2 separate regions of the Mus musculus genome follow, and region 2 is linked to region 1. The links are chromatin loops, found by intact Hi-C in ENCODE. Cell type or tissue: left cerebral cortex. All regions are shown on one strand. Links, peaks and the distances in the headings refer to the core of each region. The heading gives the core; the rest is flanking DNA. Region 1 has its middle 27 kb from the start of Gm46787. Region 2 overlaps Gm33413 (a long non-coding RNA gene).

The links. Hi-C counts contacts between places; a loop is a spot of excess contacts. Peaks named below come from ENCODE experiments on the same cell type or tissue, not always from the same donor. Only the 100,000 strongest peaks of a DNase experiment are listed, where the experiment ranks them.
Region 2: a loop joins it to region 1, with 4 times the contacts of the local background. A loop is called at or near these places in 21 of 42 quality-filtered maps.

The regions. Positions count from the first base shown.
Region 1 is chr2:168,113,436-168,121,759 of GRCm38, forward strand. No RefSeq gene overlaps it. Among named protein-coding and RNA genes, the nearest start is that of Gm46787, 27 kb to the right of the region's middle. In left cerebral cortex, for the core only: CTCF peaks have their summits at 468 (motif pointing left), 1,693 and 3,875; DNase peaks (open chromatin) are centred at 485, 1,686, 3,873, 4,738 and 2 more places; H3K4me3 peaks cover 1,334 bases; H3K27ac peaks cover 877 bases.
Region 2 is chr2:168,441,193-168,449,516 of GRCm38, forward strand. Gm33413 (a long non-coding RNA gene) reads left to right here. Exons shown (of 4, transcript XR_867021.1): 2 at 1-112; 3 at 349-394; 4 at 705-1,213. Among named protein-coding and RNA genes, the nearest start is that of Gm33413, 5.8 kb to the left of the region's middle. In left cerebral cortex, for the core only: CTCF peaks have their summits at 512 (motif pointing right) and 4,442 (motif pointing left); a DNase peak (open chromatin) is centred at 4,429; H3K27ac peaks cover 273 bases.

The sequences.
Region 1 (8,324 bases), core at 120-8,119:
TGCCTGGAGAGAAACGAATAAATTCCTGTTCACTCCAGACAGGGCACCACCGTCAGCCAGCCAGAGCCGCCATTCTGCCTATGTCCAGCTTAGGCAATGAGTTTACTAGGGTTTCAAGTAGGCACCTAGGCACCCCCAAACCAGCTGCTGAGTCACTAAACTGCCTCAGCCTGGTATGTGGGATACTTTTCTGTTGCTGTGGTAAAACACCATGACCAAAGCCACTTAAGGAAGAGGGAAGGGTTTGCCTTTCTTCCAGAGGGTGGGTCGCAGTGGCCATAGGAGGCCAGAGCTTAGAGATCGAGTCTCAACTGCACACAGGAAACAGGAAGAGCAAACTGGAAGCGGGGTGAGACTGTACCCCTCAAAATCCACGCCAACTGATAAACTTCCTCCAGCAGGGCTGTGCCTCCTAAAGGTTCCATAGCTCCCACCACAGTGCCACCAACTGGAGAACAAAGTGTTCATGAGCCTGTGGGGGAGGGGACCCTTTGGTGATGTCGTCCCTCCTCCCTGTGGCTGCATGGAGCCCTTGCAGTTAACTGCCCATCCTCTATATGATCTTTTCTTTTCTTGTTTCCTTTTCTTTCCCCAAACAAGGTTTCTCTATATACTCCTGACTATCCTGGACTTGCTTTGTAGACAAGGCTAGCCCCAAACTTACAGAAATCCACCTGCCTCTGCCCCCTGAGTGCTGGGTTTAAATGTGTGTGCCACCATTCCTGGCTTCTACACACTCTCACTGATTAGCTATGAAGATGACCACAATGCTCAATCTCTCCAGGCCTGTTTCCACCTCCATTCAATGGAGACATTGCAGGGCTGATGTTCACGCTGGTGTGATGGGAACCCAGCAATCTGGGAATAGTGCCCGGCACACAGTGACACACACTTGGGCCACCAACGTGATGACACTTGCAGAGCCTAGAAGTGCCACAGCTGAGCAAGCCCAGAACCTGGCACAAGGGACTAACTCCAGTGTCATCCAAAACTCAAAGCTAAGGCCACATCCCACAGCAACTAACTCACAGTGTCAGGATTCCACCTGAACAAGGTCTGTAGCCAACAATTCCTGGGAATTACATGATGGAAGGAGAGAATGGACACCCTCCCCACACAAAAATGTCCTGATTTTCACACGTGTACGTACACACACACACTCCTCCCCTCCCCCAACAATACGTAAATCCAATGAAAGTTTAAATACACACATAAAAAAAGAATTTTCACTGTGTTCACAATTTGTGTGTTTCTCCTCTCTTTGAAATAGGATCATATATGTATCAAGGCCTCAAACTTGATATGTACCCTAGAACGTCCTTGAATCTCCGATTCTCCTGCCTCCACCTAAACCGGGGGCATAACTGTCCTGCACCACCGCAGGCAGGGCTTAGGCCTGGATGCTGAAAGGCAGATCGACCACTGTGTGCCATGAGGTGAAGCCCAAAGATGCGGGAATGGAAGGACGTGACCTGGGGCCCAGCTCAGGGTTCCCGGGAGTCTCCACGCTGGGCAGAGGCTGGGCAGGCACCCCCAACTCCCCCCTACACACACCCCACTTATCACCACCCCACCCCCACTCCCATCTCCAGGCCTTGCTGGGGCCCCGCCCCCACCCACAGAGACCTAGTCTAAAACCGGCTGCAGTTCTAAGACAGCTTGGGCGCCAGAGGGAGCTCCAAGGGACTGGACTGGCTTCTTCCCGCAGCTGGTTCAAACTGGTTTGGGCAGGGTGCGGCCTCTGCAGGCTGCATTCCAGGCCTCTGGCTAGCAGCGCATTCCAGGCCTTTCCAGGACCACTTGGGGTAGAACCTGGGGACCATAGCCTTGAGTCCTCTAAGAGGCTAGACCCTGTGCGAATTCAGCTCTTTGTTTAAAATCTTTCCTGCGGCCTTGGGCAGGGTCCTTGGCTTAGGACCTTCACCAGGTGAAGCCCTGAGTGGGGGTGTGTCAAAACCAATTAGTGACTGACTTGGTAGAAAAAGGGCAGGACAGCTCCCCATTTCTCCTGGGTCCCCAGTTCAAAAAGTGGGTTGGGACACGGGATTCCAGAAACACAGTGATTTCTGGCTTCCCAGATCCTTTAGAGTGTGACAACTTCTCCAGAAATTGACAATTTCCCTAAGCCTAGCCCGGGCTAACTTCAAACATACAGGTACCAGGGAATCACCTCAAACCTTGATCCTCCCGCCTCTCCCTCCCAAAAGTACTCTTAAAGTTTGGTTATAACGAACTTCAAAGAAACTGGCCTTCCAGATATCCAAACCTTTAGTGCACTCTCCCCAACTTCCTCTCTCACCCCCAAATTACCACCTTGCTGAATGAAACTTCAATCCAGTTCCCGCCTTTCCTAGGCCTCATGGCCAGGCTACAGCTGAACCAACGCAGTATAGGCAGCGCCTGGTGACCATGGGACACCCTGCCAAGCCTCAGCCCTCGCTCACCTCCCCTAGCCTTTCTTCTGGTTGTCCACCCAGTGGCTTTTGCCACTCAGTGCTGCTGGCCAACCAAGGCCAGCCTGGGCTCTTCCAGCAGTTCCCAGCCCTGGCAGGCTTGCTAGAGGGGGGTGGGGGTGGGGGTGACTCGTGAAAGAACTCAGAACTAGACATGTCATAGCTATGATGGATGAATGGATGGATGGATGGATGGCCATGTGTGGTCTCAGTGGATTCCCTTTCTAAGTGCCTGGTACCCAAGGCACTGCCAAGAATTTCCCAGAAGATGCTGGGCAGAGAGCTGGAGAGTCTGGATGGATGTGGAAAATCAGTCACACTTCCAGAAGTGGGGAGCCAGCAGCCCCAGGGCACGCAAAAGCCAGATGGAGCCAGTTTAGATTGCTCTGGAGGGTTGTCAGATAGAAGATGAACTCACACACACAGCAGGGAAGGATCAGGGTGGTGGGTATTTATTTCCAACCCTAAGACCAGCCCGTTTAAAAATAAACATAATATTTTAAAAGGCATCAGCTAGAAATTCAAAACTAGACTATGGTCTGGTCCTCTCCCCTTTGAGCTTCCCCGTTTGTATTGGAAGGAGGGCCTCCTCCTTGGCCCAGGCACTGCAGAATTTGGGTGAGCCTCCCAGCCTGGGTGTGTCAAATTTATCACCTATTCATTCATATTCATTCTCTCTCTCTCTCTCTCTCTCTCTCTCTCCCTTTGCCCCCCCCCGCACCCCCTGTCTTTCTTTTTGGGAGCCACTAAGTCTAGCCCACTCACTTCACCAGAGTCCCAGAATCCCATCTTTGCCCCACCCTGCCCGTCCCCACAGCTTTCCCAAATATGTTATATTTTTATGTGTGTCACGTTTACTAATTAGTGTGTGTGTACATGTGTGTAGGCCACATGTGCCAGCACAGGTGTATAGAGCTCAGAGGACAACCTCAAGGAGTCAGTTCTCTGCGTCCACTCAAGGGTCATGGGGGGTCTATTTCAGGTCCTCAGACTCGACCTGCAACACCTTTCCTCTCTGAGCCATTTTATTTTGTAGGATGGGGTTGGAGCTTATTTTAAAAGCTGTGAAGACGGACACGCGCGCACACACACACACAAATAACTGTAAAACAAATAAAAATCTGACTTGGAGAGGAAGAGATGAGCTACCTACCCCTCCTCAAGGCTTTCCAAGATCTCCTGTAGCCCAGGGTGGTGTCGAACCTAACCCACTATGTAACTAAGGATAACGACTCTTGATCCTCCTGCTTCTATCTGGGAAGTGCTGTGAGGCACAGCACCCGGTCTGATTAAAAACCTCCCTGTGGGTTTTTAACCTGCAGCCAGAGCTGGTTTACAGCCGCTCTCCTAGGCTGTTGGGGATGCAACGCGAGAGCGCAGCACCCGAGCTTCCCGCGTTGTGGCCGCTGCAGAGCGCGGTGCTGCCACTGGGCGGCGCTGCTCGCTCGGCCGGCGGCCGGCCCAGCGACCGCACCTGCTCCGCCTCCGCCAGGCCGACCTCCGGGCTATGGCACCAGGTCAGGGCAGGGCATCCTTCTGGACGCCGATCAGCTTGAGCCGGTGAGCACTGGGGCACGCGAGTTCGCGCTCTCCCTGACTCCGGAGTCTGAGGCGGAGGTAAGGGCGGTGGGTGCGGAGGGGCAGCGCGGTCTCCAGCTTGGGGATCGTGGCCCTGAACCCGGAGAGACTTCGACTTCACCGCGCCATCAACGGGGGCGGGGACAGGAGGTCGCCTTTCCGGATCCCTGCCCTCCTGGGGCTATCCAGAGATGCTTCTGCCCCAGTGGTAGCCAACCAAGGCCCATCCCCTCCTGGGTCCACCACACCTCCACCCAAGTCCCGTCCCCACCCGGGGCCCATATTCCCCCTCCCAACCCGTTCCCATTCCCACCCATCTCCCTTGGTCTCATACTCACCCTGGTCCCACCCCTACCCAGGGCCGGTATCCCCTTCCCCAGTCTTATCTCCACCCAGATCCCATCCCCACCTGGGACCTCTGGCCATCCCTACTTGGAGCCCAATCTTATCTGGGACCCACCCCACAAGAGTCTCATCTCCATGCAGGGACCCCAGCGTCCCCAGGTTTCCAGTGCACAGGGCTGAGAACGCCCAGAGCTACCACCCTGTGCCACGTAGGGCCATAGAGGGGCCCTGGAGACGCCACCTTGGCGCATAGTCCCTGCAGGGTCTCAGCCCCCTCAGCTCCTCTCGGCTGAGCCAGATGCCTGGAGCGGTGTGTGGGTTCCAGGAAGCCCCGAGGCGGCGGGCAGCTATGGTTGCTAAGAAAAAGAAGAAGAAGAAAAAAAAAATACCGCGTGAGTCCTGGTCGTATTTTCTATTTTAAACGCATAAACACAAAGTAGATCTAAAACTAGAGACTCCAGCTGTGGCGGGCGGTCTGTCTAGGTGTAGGGAAAAAAAAAAAAAGTTACCTACCCAAGTTCTCCACTCGGCTTCTTTTAAGACCCCCCACAGTGGTGCAGGCAGTTGGTAGATGCTCGCAAGACCCCTTCTCGGAAAATCGGGGGCTAAGCTTGTACTTAGATGTACAAGGTGTAGAATTCTCATCTGCACAAGGCTCTAAGTACCATTCCAGCATTCTCAAATTCTCTCTCTCTCTCTCTCTCTCTCTCTCTCTCTCTCTCTCTCTCACACACACACACACACACACACACACACACACACACACACCAGGAGAGAAATAGCTGTTAATTTGAAGGTCTGACTCAGCTCACTGTCAGAACACGTACTTGCCTAGCAAACTGCAGGCCCCTCCATCCAGCAGTGTAAGTGGAGGAGAGAAGAGAGAAGGCTCCAAGTAAAGAGCATTTGCTGCTCCTGCAGAGGCCCGGGTTCTGTTCCCAGCACCCACAATGGTGACCTACAGCTGCCTGTAACCTCAGCTACAGGGGTGTCCGATACCTTCTTCTGGCCTCCATGACACACAGACAAGTGAGCACACACAAAAGTATTTTTTAAAAATAAATTAATAGGCTGGGTGTGGTGGTGCACGCCTTTAAACCCAGCACTTGGGAGGCAGAGACAGGCGGATTTCTGAGTTCGAGGCCAGCCTGGTCTACAGAGTGAGTTCCAGGAGAGCCAGGACTACACAGAGAAACTCTGTCTCGAAAAACCAAAAATAAATAAATAAATAAATAAATAAAATTAATAAAACAAACCTTTCTAGTCTGGAGATCTGTCCTTGCAGAGGTCCTGCGCTGGGGCAGAGCCGACGTTCTTGCAGGTGGAGAAGACAGTTGCTGGTAGAAGAGGCGCCATTGAGGTGGGAGCTGAGATGGTCGGTGGAGGTGGGGCGGGGCGAGCCGGGGCGAGTGGGGACAGAGCTGCGTAGGCACCTGGCACCTCTTCCCCAGGACAGAGGCACCTAGTTGGCAGGCAGCTTACTAGTTCCACATTTTCTCCTTCTCTTACTTCCTCTTTGGGGGACAAAGAGTTCAGAGGAGGTCTCTGGAAGCTCACGTGCCGGCAGGGGGGCCAGCCAGGTGTTTGAAGAGGGAAGTGGCTCCCCAGCTCCTGCCCGCTTGGCCAGATATGGCCAGACTGCCTTGTTTTTGCTAGGACAAGGATTCGTTTGTCTCGTTGGAGATTGAGGTTCCCCAGAGCACAACAGCCAATATCTCCATCCCGTCCACTACTCATACTTTGTCTAGTCCATCACTGTCCTCTTTCTCTTTCTTTCTTTCTTTCTTTCTTTCTTTCTTTCTTTCTTTCTTTCTTTCTTTCTTTCTTTCTTTCTTTCTTTCTTTCTTTCTTCTTTCCTTCCTTCCTTTCCTTCTTTCTTTTCTCTCTCTCTCTCTCTCTCTTTCTTTCTTTCTTTCTTCCTTCCTTCCTTCCTTCCTTTCCTTCTTTCTTTTCTCTCTTTCTCTCTCTTTCTTTCTTTCTTTCTTTCTTTCTTTCTTCCTTTCTTTCTTGTTTTTTTTCGAGACAGGGTTTGGACGTGTAGCCCTGGCTGTCCTGGAACTCACTTTGTAGACCAGGCTGGCCTCGATCCCAGAAATCCACCTGCCTCTCCCTCCCGAGTGCTGGGATTAAAGGCATGCGCCACCACGCCCGGCTCTTTCTTGTTATTTTTCAGTATCACCAGTGTATCCTGGAACTCCTTCTATAGACTAGGCTTGCCTTGAACTCACAGAGGTCCTCCTGCCTCTGCCTCCTGAGTTCTGGGGTCCAAGGCTTGCCCCACAGCACCTGGCTGCTCTGCTCTAACTGAAGGTCTGGGGAGGCGCTAATGCAGATAGGTTGGGAGGTTAATTGAAAAGGGGCCCATCTACACAGCTAGTAACTCTTTATTCATGGTGGGGTGAGACCTTCAAAGTAGATGCTTTGGGGTGGCCCGCTTTCCAGACAGTAACCCCTCATCCTTGCTCTGTAAGTCAGCCAACTGGCTCCCAGGGTGAGCTTTGATTTGTCGTTGGGACCTCGGGAGAGGAGTATGCACATCGTTTCCATCTCACAAGAGAACCAAGTGACCAGGAAGGGAAGAAATGAAGGACCGGGGACATTCTCACACCCATGGTCTTTGCTTGAGGGGGCAGAGAGGGCTGAAAACTCTGGGACCTCTGAGAAGCTCACTTGTGACATGTATTCTGGAGACAGGATTCGGCGCTGTGTTAGATCACTTCCTGTATTCAGGGGGTCCCATTTAGTGAGGCTTTTTTTGTTGTTGTTGTTTTATTTTTGTTTTTTGAAATAGGGTCTCATGATATAGTCCCTGGTTAGCCTAGAACTCACCATGTAGCTGAAGATGGTCCTTGAACTCCTGATCCTCCTGCCTCTACCTCCCCGGTGCTGGGATTGCAGGTGTGTGCCCGCACACCTGGTTCTCCGTTTGTTTTAAGGTTGGTGGCCCACTCCCGGAATTCCAACACTTAGGAAGTGTGATTGCAAGTTAGAGGCCATCCTAGTCTACAAGTCTACATAGTGAGTTACAGGCTAGCCAGGGCTCCACAGCAAAACTCTCAGCCACCATCCTCAGTGGCTGATACCACTTCCCTTATGTGGAGGCTGCTTCCACTTGCTGTTTGCTGCTTGCTTCTGCTTTTTAATTACTAAGATTACAAGAAGACTTGGAAGTGTTTGTTTAAACCATACAAGGTTGTTTGAATGGGAATGGTCCCATAGGCGCACAGGCAGTGGTAGTATCAGGGGGTGTGGTTTTGTTGGAGTGGGTGTGGTTTTGTTAGAGTGGGCGTGGCCTTACAGGAGGAAGTGCCTCACTGAGGGTGGGCTTTGGGGTTTCAAATGCTCAGGCCTGGCCCGGGGTGTCTCTCTCTTCCTGCTGCATGCAGATCTGGATGCAGGATTCTCAATTACTTCTTCAGCAGCCATGTCTGCCTGCCTGCAAACCTCCATGCTTCCTACCAAAACCATAACGAACTAAACCCTTGAACCTGTAGGCCAGTCCCAATGAAATATTTTCCTTTATAAGAGTTTCTGTGGTCATGGCATCTCTTCACAGCAACAAAACCCTAAGACACCATGGAAACATAAATTAGCCAAAGACTAATTTTGCTTTGTATGGCAAGAGAAATATGAGCCAGGGTGTGTCTTTGTGGAACCATTAATTTGCAAACCATTAATTTGGAAGGACTAGGGTGTGTCTTGCTCTGTGACCCACTGGCCTTGGGGCATTCCAGTTTTAGGTGTTGGGTTAGAAAGCTTCCAGTGAGACAAGTGGGTAGAGAGACTCTAAAAGCCAGAGGTCAAGAAGGACCAGAGCCAAACAGTGTCCTCTGGACAGGACAAGACCCTGGACTGGGGATTACCTGCCCAGAACCTGCACAAGATGAAGCGATGAAGAGGCTCACAACCTCCACTCCTAGCTGAGAAGTTACTGGAACTTGATTTCTG
Region 2 (8,324 bases), core at 281-8,280, 330 kb after region 1:
CCACAAACGCCACCACAGGCAGCTCCTCCATGAGGTTCCACGGCAGAGGACCCGTGAGACCTCACAGCATCTGCGCGGAGCACTGAAGGCTGAGCCCACATTGCCACCGCAGGTGTCTCCTGGGTCCTGCATGGGTGGGTGCTTTGGTGGCTCTGCGTGGGAAATCCCATTCTGGGCACAAACTCAAGCTTCCCCAGCTGAGCTCGGTTTAGGAGACGAGTCAGAAAGGGACTCTTGGCATGGTGGATGGGTCTTGAGGTTTCTGCCTAGCCCCTCTTGAAGATAAGACCTCAGGGCCCTGGAGGTACTTACTGATGGTGGTTGCCCCGCCTAAACCGAGTCTCTTAGGTGGAGAGTGATCCTGGCCAATCAGCGTATTCTATTCTATAATCAGGTGGGTGATTCCAATGTAAGAAAAGCCAAGATACCGCTCAGTGGGTAGGGCGCTTGCCTGGCTGTCATGAAATCCTGGGCGCTATCTTCAGCATGTGCGTGCAGCGCTTGTGGAGACCAGAAGAGGGCGCCAATGTCAGTGAAGGGATGAGGGGGTCGCAGAAGAACATGGGGTGGGGAGCTAGAGATGAGCGCTCTTGAAAGGAGAACTGAGTCACCTAGGCAATAATGACATCCTGAAGGTGGAGAGCTAGACCACAAAGTTCAAAATCTGCCTGGGGACCTGGCGAACTGACTTCATCTTTCCCCAGACTAGCGGCTGCTGCTTCGCCCTCCTGTAATGATCTGCATGGAGGGGTCTGGAAGCCCGACTGGGGTGGTAAGTAAATGAAGGAGAGCTGGGGTCAGGGGGGCTGTGCGCACTCTGACGGAACCACACCAACCACAGCAACCTGCAAACTGGAACCTCAGAGTGTACAGCGGTGGAGTCACCTAAACTTGCAGGAGAGGTCTCTGTAGATGGGTCGTCTGGGGATACAACGTCCCAGAGGAGGAAGCTGCAATGTCTAGGTTTTTTTTCTTTTTTTCTTTTTTCTTTCCCCCTATACTGGTTGTGGTGGTTTGAATATGCTTGGCCCATAGGGAGTGGCACTGTTAGGAGGTGTGGCCTTGTTGGAGGAAGTGTGTCGCCGTGGAGGTGGGCTTCGAGGTCTCTTCCTATGCTCAGATTCCACCCATTGTGGAAGAGAACTTCCTCCTAGCTGCCCGAGGACCGCAATCTCTCCTGGTTGCCTTTGAATCAAGATGCAGAACTCTCAGCTCCTTCTCCAGCACCATGTCTGCCTGGATGCTGCCATGCTTCCTGCTATGATGATAATAGACTAAACCTCTGAATCTGTAAGCCAGCTCCAATGAAACGTTTGCCTTCATAAGAGTTGCTGTGGTCATGGTGTCTATTCACAATAGCTGAACTCTAAGACTCTTTAATATTCATAAACACTGATTCTAGGACCAAGGGAGAGCTTGGCTTTTCCCAAGCCTGACCCAGGGGTGCCAGTGTCCCACTGGACACAAGGCCTTGGTTGGTGGCATGGCCTTGCCTGTGTCAACAATGCATAGTCACTCAGGGCTACATTGGCTCCCATACCTTCCCTCCTCCCCTTCCTCTGTCCTCCTCCCCTACCTCTGTCCTCCTCCCCTTTCTTTCCCCCTCCCTTCTTCCCCTTTCTCCTCCCCTTCCTCCTCTCCTCCCTCCTCCTCCCGTTTTTTTCTCCCCTCTTTTTTTTTAAAAAATATTTATTTATTTATTTATTTATTTATTATATGTAAGCACACTGTAGCTGTCTTCAGACACACCAGAAGAGGGCATCAGATTTTTGTTATGGATGGTTGTGAGCCACCATGTGGTTACTGGGATTTGAACTTAGGACCTTTGGAAGAACAGTCGGCACTCTTAACCACTGAGCCATCTCACCAGCCCCCTCCTCCCCTCTTTCTTCCCCTTCCTTTTCCCTACCCCTTTTCCTTCCCTTTCTCATCCTCTCTCTGTTCCCTTTCCTCCTTCCCTTTCTTCTCTCTCGCTCCTCCCCTTCCTCCTCTTCTCCCTCCTGAAGTTGGGTTACAGTTGTGACAACCTTTCTCGGGGCAACAGGAAGCTGGGACAGCTGCCTCACCAGCTCTCTGTCCCCCACCCCCACCCAGCCTGGTCCCTGTGCTCTGGGGCCCCACTGCAGGCACACGGCGTGGTCAATGCTGTGGGAACATGTGTGTCACTGCGAGTGGGCTTTGAGGTTTCAAAGATCATTCCAGGTCTATTTCCTTCCCCACCCTGTGTATACATATACATATACTTCATATACATAGACACATACATATACGTGTACACACATGAACATGTGCCATGGAACACATGTGATGGTCAGAGGACAACTTGCAGGAGTCAGTTTTCTTCATCACGTGGATCCTGGAGACTGAACTTGGGTCCAGTGGGAAGCATCTTTACCACCGAGTCATCTCACCAGGCACCACCCCAACCCCTTTTCTCTTTAAAGGGCTCAGCCTCAGGTGTTTTATTATAGCAATGAAAAAATGCTTCCCATCTGGAGCTAAGCTGTAACACCAGGAGAGCCAATCAGGCTGGAGAGGAATGGAGGGGTTTGGAGGATGCTAGCGTGTGGTCACGGAGAATGGATTCTCTCCACGTTTATGCTTAAGACTTAACACATGGCTTAAACCATGTCATAATTTACAAAAATGTTCTAAACCTTTCTTAATGTTATTCTTGCACATTTCAAACAAGGCAAAATCCCTTGAGGCTATTGTTAACTATAAAATCCAGATCTGCATTTTCACGAGGCCCCTTCTTTTTATTGATTTGTTTGTTTGTTTGTTCCTGCGACGGTGCTCCCTAGTAGCCGAGGCTGGCCTGGGACTCAGGCTCCTCCTGCCTTATCCTCCTGAATGCTGTGAGTATGGGCATGTCCCCCACGTCCACCATCCTGGTGGGAGTCATTTTTCTCACAGTACCAGCTACAGAGTACCCAGAGTACCCACGGAGCACTCACTGCCGTGTTCACTTAGGAGTCTGAACTTGAGGAAGGCAGTAAATCTTTGTTAACGTCCCTCTTCTTCTCTTCAGAGGCAGCTCATTGGGGAAACAAGGTTTCACTCCGGAGCTAAAGAGGAGCCGCAGGCAGCCAGAGCCTTCATGTGTGCTGCTGTGATCTTCAGAGGGACTCTGCCTGATTCAATTAAAAGCTCCCCGGGGTGAGGTTAATGCCAGGCATCAAATCCAAGTAGATGGATGGAGACCTCTGAGAATATGGGCTGTGTAGGGGAGGGAGGGCGGAAACAGGGAGAAGGAATGCCACCAGCAGCCACCAGCCGCCACCAGCAACACAGCACCACTGACTGCTTATTGGTTCTGGTGAATTCTTTATCACACACACACACACACACACACACACACACACACGCTTGTGAGCTCCATGGCATGCTTGTGGGGGTCAGAGGACAATTTGTGGGAGCTGATGTTTCTCCTTTCAGTTTGTGGGTCCTGGGGATTGAACTCAGAGTATCCAGCTTGGCTGCAAGCGCCCTTACTCACTGAGCCATCTTGCCAGCCCCTGGTGATTTTTTTTTTTTTTTTTTTTTTTTTTTTTTTTTGGTTTTTCGAGACAGGGTTTCTCTGTGTAGCCTTGGCTGTCCTGAAACTCACTCTGTAGAGTGAGTAGGGGGCTCCTGAAGGAAGGACAACACACTTAAACATCCCACTAAAATTCCTGTGATCCTGTCTAACTGCATTGCGACTTCCAGAAACAGGTCTGACTGAGAATAAGAAAGGTCGTTTGCTCTGTCAGAGGCGAGGAGAGAAGCTGAGGGCCAGTGGGTTAGGGTCTCTGGGGAGGGCTCTGCAGTGAGCTGAGAGGAAATCAGGAACCACTGCTTGGATATCAGCTCAAGAACTTCCTAGACAGAGGAACCAGTGTCCAGTCACTCTGTGGCTGCTTTGCCTCTGGTCCTTGACATATTGGGTCTCAGTGTCACCCAGTTGCCCTGTGATTCAAGAGGGTGGTGACATGTGGGGGTGGGGGTGCTGTGGAGGTTGGTAGGGGAAGGAATGGGGGTGGTATCTATTGCCTTAGCCAAGCGGACAGCGAGTCTTTTCCAGAAGCCCCAGACAGTTACATAGGGTCACAGGGCATCTCAGGCAGGGGGCAGAGCATTCAGCAAGGGTCCGGTCCCTGTCAATCATAACTCATCGCACAAGCTGGGCTCCTTGCCCTGATGTGACCCAGCAGGACACTAAGAACAGGAGAAAGCAGTGATGAGCTCTCTGGGCCTGCAGAGAAAGCATCACACATAAGGAGGCAAGGTCCTAGCACATTAGCCTCTTGCCCAAAGCACAACAAGAACACCCACAGCAGTGGTGGCTGTCCCTAGAGGGCAGGTCCCAGGCCAGGCTCCCCTGAGAAGGGTCCCTGTGTAGCTGTGTGGAGAGAAGTCGGCACCTCCAGGCTTTGTCGGAAAGGTACGTTCGCCCTCTGGTGGCCACTCAGAGGAAGCGCTCATCCTTCCAAGTACTGTGGTTAAGTGGCAGACCTACAGCCCTTCTGGGATCACCAAGGTTTAGGAGACTTAGAAATGCACTAGCCCTAACCAGGACAGGCACCTACTGTGTGCCGAGTTCTCCCACCTCTGCCAGTTTGGTACCTCTTTTCTCTTCACTTTAAAGGGCAGAACTGTTTGCCCAGCACTATCAGGACAGGAAACGGAGTCTCCGTCAACCTCTTGTAGAGACTGTGTGTCCAGGCTTGGATCTGCAGGACCACCTAACCAGGGGAGGTTGCTTCCACTGTGAGCTCTACTTCTTTTTAAGTGTGTTTATATGAATCTCTTCAGCTAAAATGTCGTCAGGTTATCAGGCATCCATGGATGGAGTTTGGGGACCGTAAAAACTGAATGTAAAACCCACTGACTCTCCACACTTTCCTTGGCTATACCCATCAGATGGGCAGGGGTGTGGGGCCCCCCCGGAAGGCAGGAGCCTCCCACTGCACCTGGGCTATGGAAGGGGCGGGGTGGAATTGGTTAAAGGATGTTTGTCCCCAAAGCTTGTCCTAACTGACTTGTAATGAGCTTGCATTTTGCATAAATCAGCTTTTGTTTAGATCTGGGGATGTCTTGGTTTTGACACCTAATCAGGACATCTCTCTCGAGATGGAGGCAGCCTGCTTCATTTTGTAAGGAGGTTTTATTCTTCCTTTGTTGTTGTTGTTGAGAGGGGTTGTCGTGTTGTGGTGAGTATTTGTTTCTTGTTCCCTGAGGCTACTTTGGTGCTGACTGCTCGGTGATGGAGCACTTGCCCCGACACCTTAAGACTGGGGTCCAGAATTAGGACCACTCAACGACAGACAAGCAGAAGTCCCTATGGGGCTGAGACCATGGCCAGGCTTGGGTACAAGACCTTCCAAAAGATGTGGCTTAGTGACTGAGTGACCAGCAACATCTCTAGGTTTCAGGGCTCTCCCAGAAACTCTTGGCCTGATTGAGGCAGGACCCTGGCACATCTGGGTGGTGCCTTCTGCTGTTCTTGGCCCTCCCTTCCCTCTACCACTCCCTCCAGACAACCCCCCTCCAGATACCCTCCCCCCTCCAGAACCCTCCCCCTCCAGATACCCTCCCCCCTCCAGACACCCTCCCCCTCCAGACACCCTCCCCCTCCAGAATCCCTCCTCCTTGAGACACCCTCCCCCCTCCTGACACCCTCCCCCTCCAGATACCTTCCCCCCTTTAGACACCCTTCCCATCCAGACACCCTCCCCCCCTTCCAGAACCCTCCCCCCTTTAGACACCCTTCCTATCCAGAACCCTCCCCTCTCCAGACACCCTCTTCCTTTTTGTTTTTTTTTTGTTTTGTTTTTTTTTGTTTTTTTTGTTTTTTTGAGACAGGGTTTCTCTGTGTAGCCCTGGCTGTCCTGGAACTCACTTTGTAGACCAGGCTGGCCTCGAACTCAGAAATCCGCCTGCCTCTGCCTCCCGAGTACTGGGATTAAAGGCGTGCGCCACCCCACCCTGCTCCTGCTCTTCCTCTAATCCCTATTTTTTTATTTTGAGACAGGGTCTCATTATGTAGCCCAGGGTGACCTCAAAATTGCAATCCTCCTGCCTCAACCTCCTGGGTTGCTGAGGCCAGGTATGTGCCACCCCAGCAGGGCCCTCCTTTCAGGATACCTGCAGCCCAATCCTATTTTGGTGGCTCCAACTTCCAGACCCACCACAAACACCTGTGCAAACACAACCCCAGGTGGCCCAATGACATCACAGTCGACCCCAGCACACACCGCCTGGCCCCATTGCTTGTTGGAATGAACCCAGTTGTAGTGGATCATAGCCTCAGCCATCACTTTGTTGTCTGCTGAGTCCCCTGACAGGACCACACAGTCCCTATAGCTAGAGCCTGCACTTTTATTAAGTGCCGAGACCACATGAGGAACAGGCTGAGGCTCCTTCCCCACCCATTCCGGAACGCAAAGCCGCCCCTGTGAGGCTACTCACTCTTCTGCTACTGGCTATGGTTCAGTCCTGGAGGTGCAGGGAAGCCCACTAATGTCCACACCCTGTGGTGAATCCCAAACCCAGAAGATGAAGGTCATTAAGCCTTGTCTAAGAAGGGGAGGAGCTTACCCAGGGTCACGTGGCTCCTGCAGGCTCCCCAGCTGGGGATTTGGCCAGCAGCCAGCCTGGCAGAGACTATGGGGGTCTGGAGAGAGGTCACTTTTCCCTTCTGCCTCAGGCCATCTCAGCAGGGTGTCCAGAGGTCACATCCCTTCTGCCCACAAAAAACTGCAGACCTGGCTGATGTGACATTGGCCCATATTCTGTAAATATTAGCATTTTTTATTCCTGTATTACTCTACTAGTTCCTTTAGCTCTGTGTGCTGGCAGCCTGCGGCTTTTGGACAGAAAGCCACTGATTGGTCAGTTGAGTGTTTGGAGTCTAATTTAACCCGTGTAGTTCAAACTCACACAGGCACATCCTCCAAGGCTCCCCAACCCCACCAATGTCCTGGAAAAGCTCACTCACTCATGGTATGCAGGAGGCAGGCAGGAGGATGTGTCCCAGGGCCTGTGTGTGGCAGAGCAAGGCTGGAAACCACCCAAGCACAGCCAGAGGAGGTGGAGAGTGCCTTGGACACACTGACAGCCTAACCGAAGACCAGATACACGCCTTCCCAGAGAGAGTCTAAAGATCACTTCAGATGGCACGGAGCAGAGAATGGGGTCTCTGTGTACTCACATACACATGCATGCACACACCCATGTACCTGCACACACACATGCATGTATACACCCACCTGCACGCACACACACACACACACACACACGTATACACCCACATGCATGTACACACATATGCACACACATGCACACACTTGCATGCACACACATACCTGCACACCCATATCTGATCACACCTACCTGCTCACAAACCTACACAAACATACATGCATACACGTACATGCACACACACATTTGCACATAAGCACTCTCTATGTGGAAAGGCAAAGCTGCACTTCTGGACTTGCCCCTTCTGTGGTAGTGGGCAGAATTCACCCACAGGGCTTTATCGTCCTGCTTTGTCTCTGAGTAAATCAATAAGGGCCAGACACAGTGACAGAATGACACAGGGCAGAGGTCTGTGAGCTGAAGACAGTGAGACAGGAGGATTGCAAGTTTGAAGCTGGTAAGAGAAGGGAAGGAAGGGAAAGAAAGGGGAACCATGGGCACTAGGAATTCCCTGGAGCCCCTAGCAGAACCAAATTCTATCATTTTTTATTACATTTATTTACTGTGTATGAGTGGGGGCTCATAGGTGTTACCCAGTGTGAGTGGAGGTCAGAGGACAGCCTGTAAGTTCTCTTCTCCCACTATGTGGGACCTGGGATCAAACTGGGTCACCAGGTTTAGCAGCAGGCAAGTTTACCCACTGAGCCCCACATCTCTCTAGAGCTGTGCTGTGGTGGGTCTGTAGGAAGGAAACCGAGGCTGCCCTTCTGGGAGCAAGACAACACTGAGGGCATTTAGAGGGTCCACGCCCCCTCCCCCAGCCTGGGACAAGGGAACTGTTGGACCTTCAAAACAGATGCTGTCTTCAGAGCCAGGTGTGGCGTGTCCTCATGACATTGTACCTTTAATCCCAGCACTTAGGGCAGAAGCAGGCAGATCTCTGAGTTCAAGACCAGCCTGGTTTATATAGCAAGTTTCAGGCCATCCAGTCCCAATCAATTAACCAATAAGCAATAAGCAAATAAACAAATAAATAATTGGTGGTCATTGTGAGTGGCTTCCTTGTACCAGAGAGCAAGTCCAGGCTCCCACAATGCCCTGTGTGACAGGCCCTGCTTAACACCCTTTACCTCCTCCTCAAA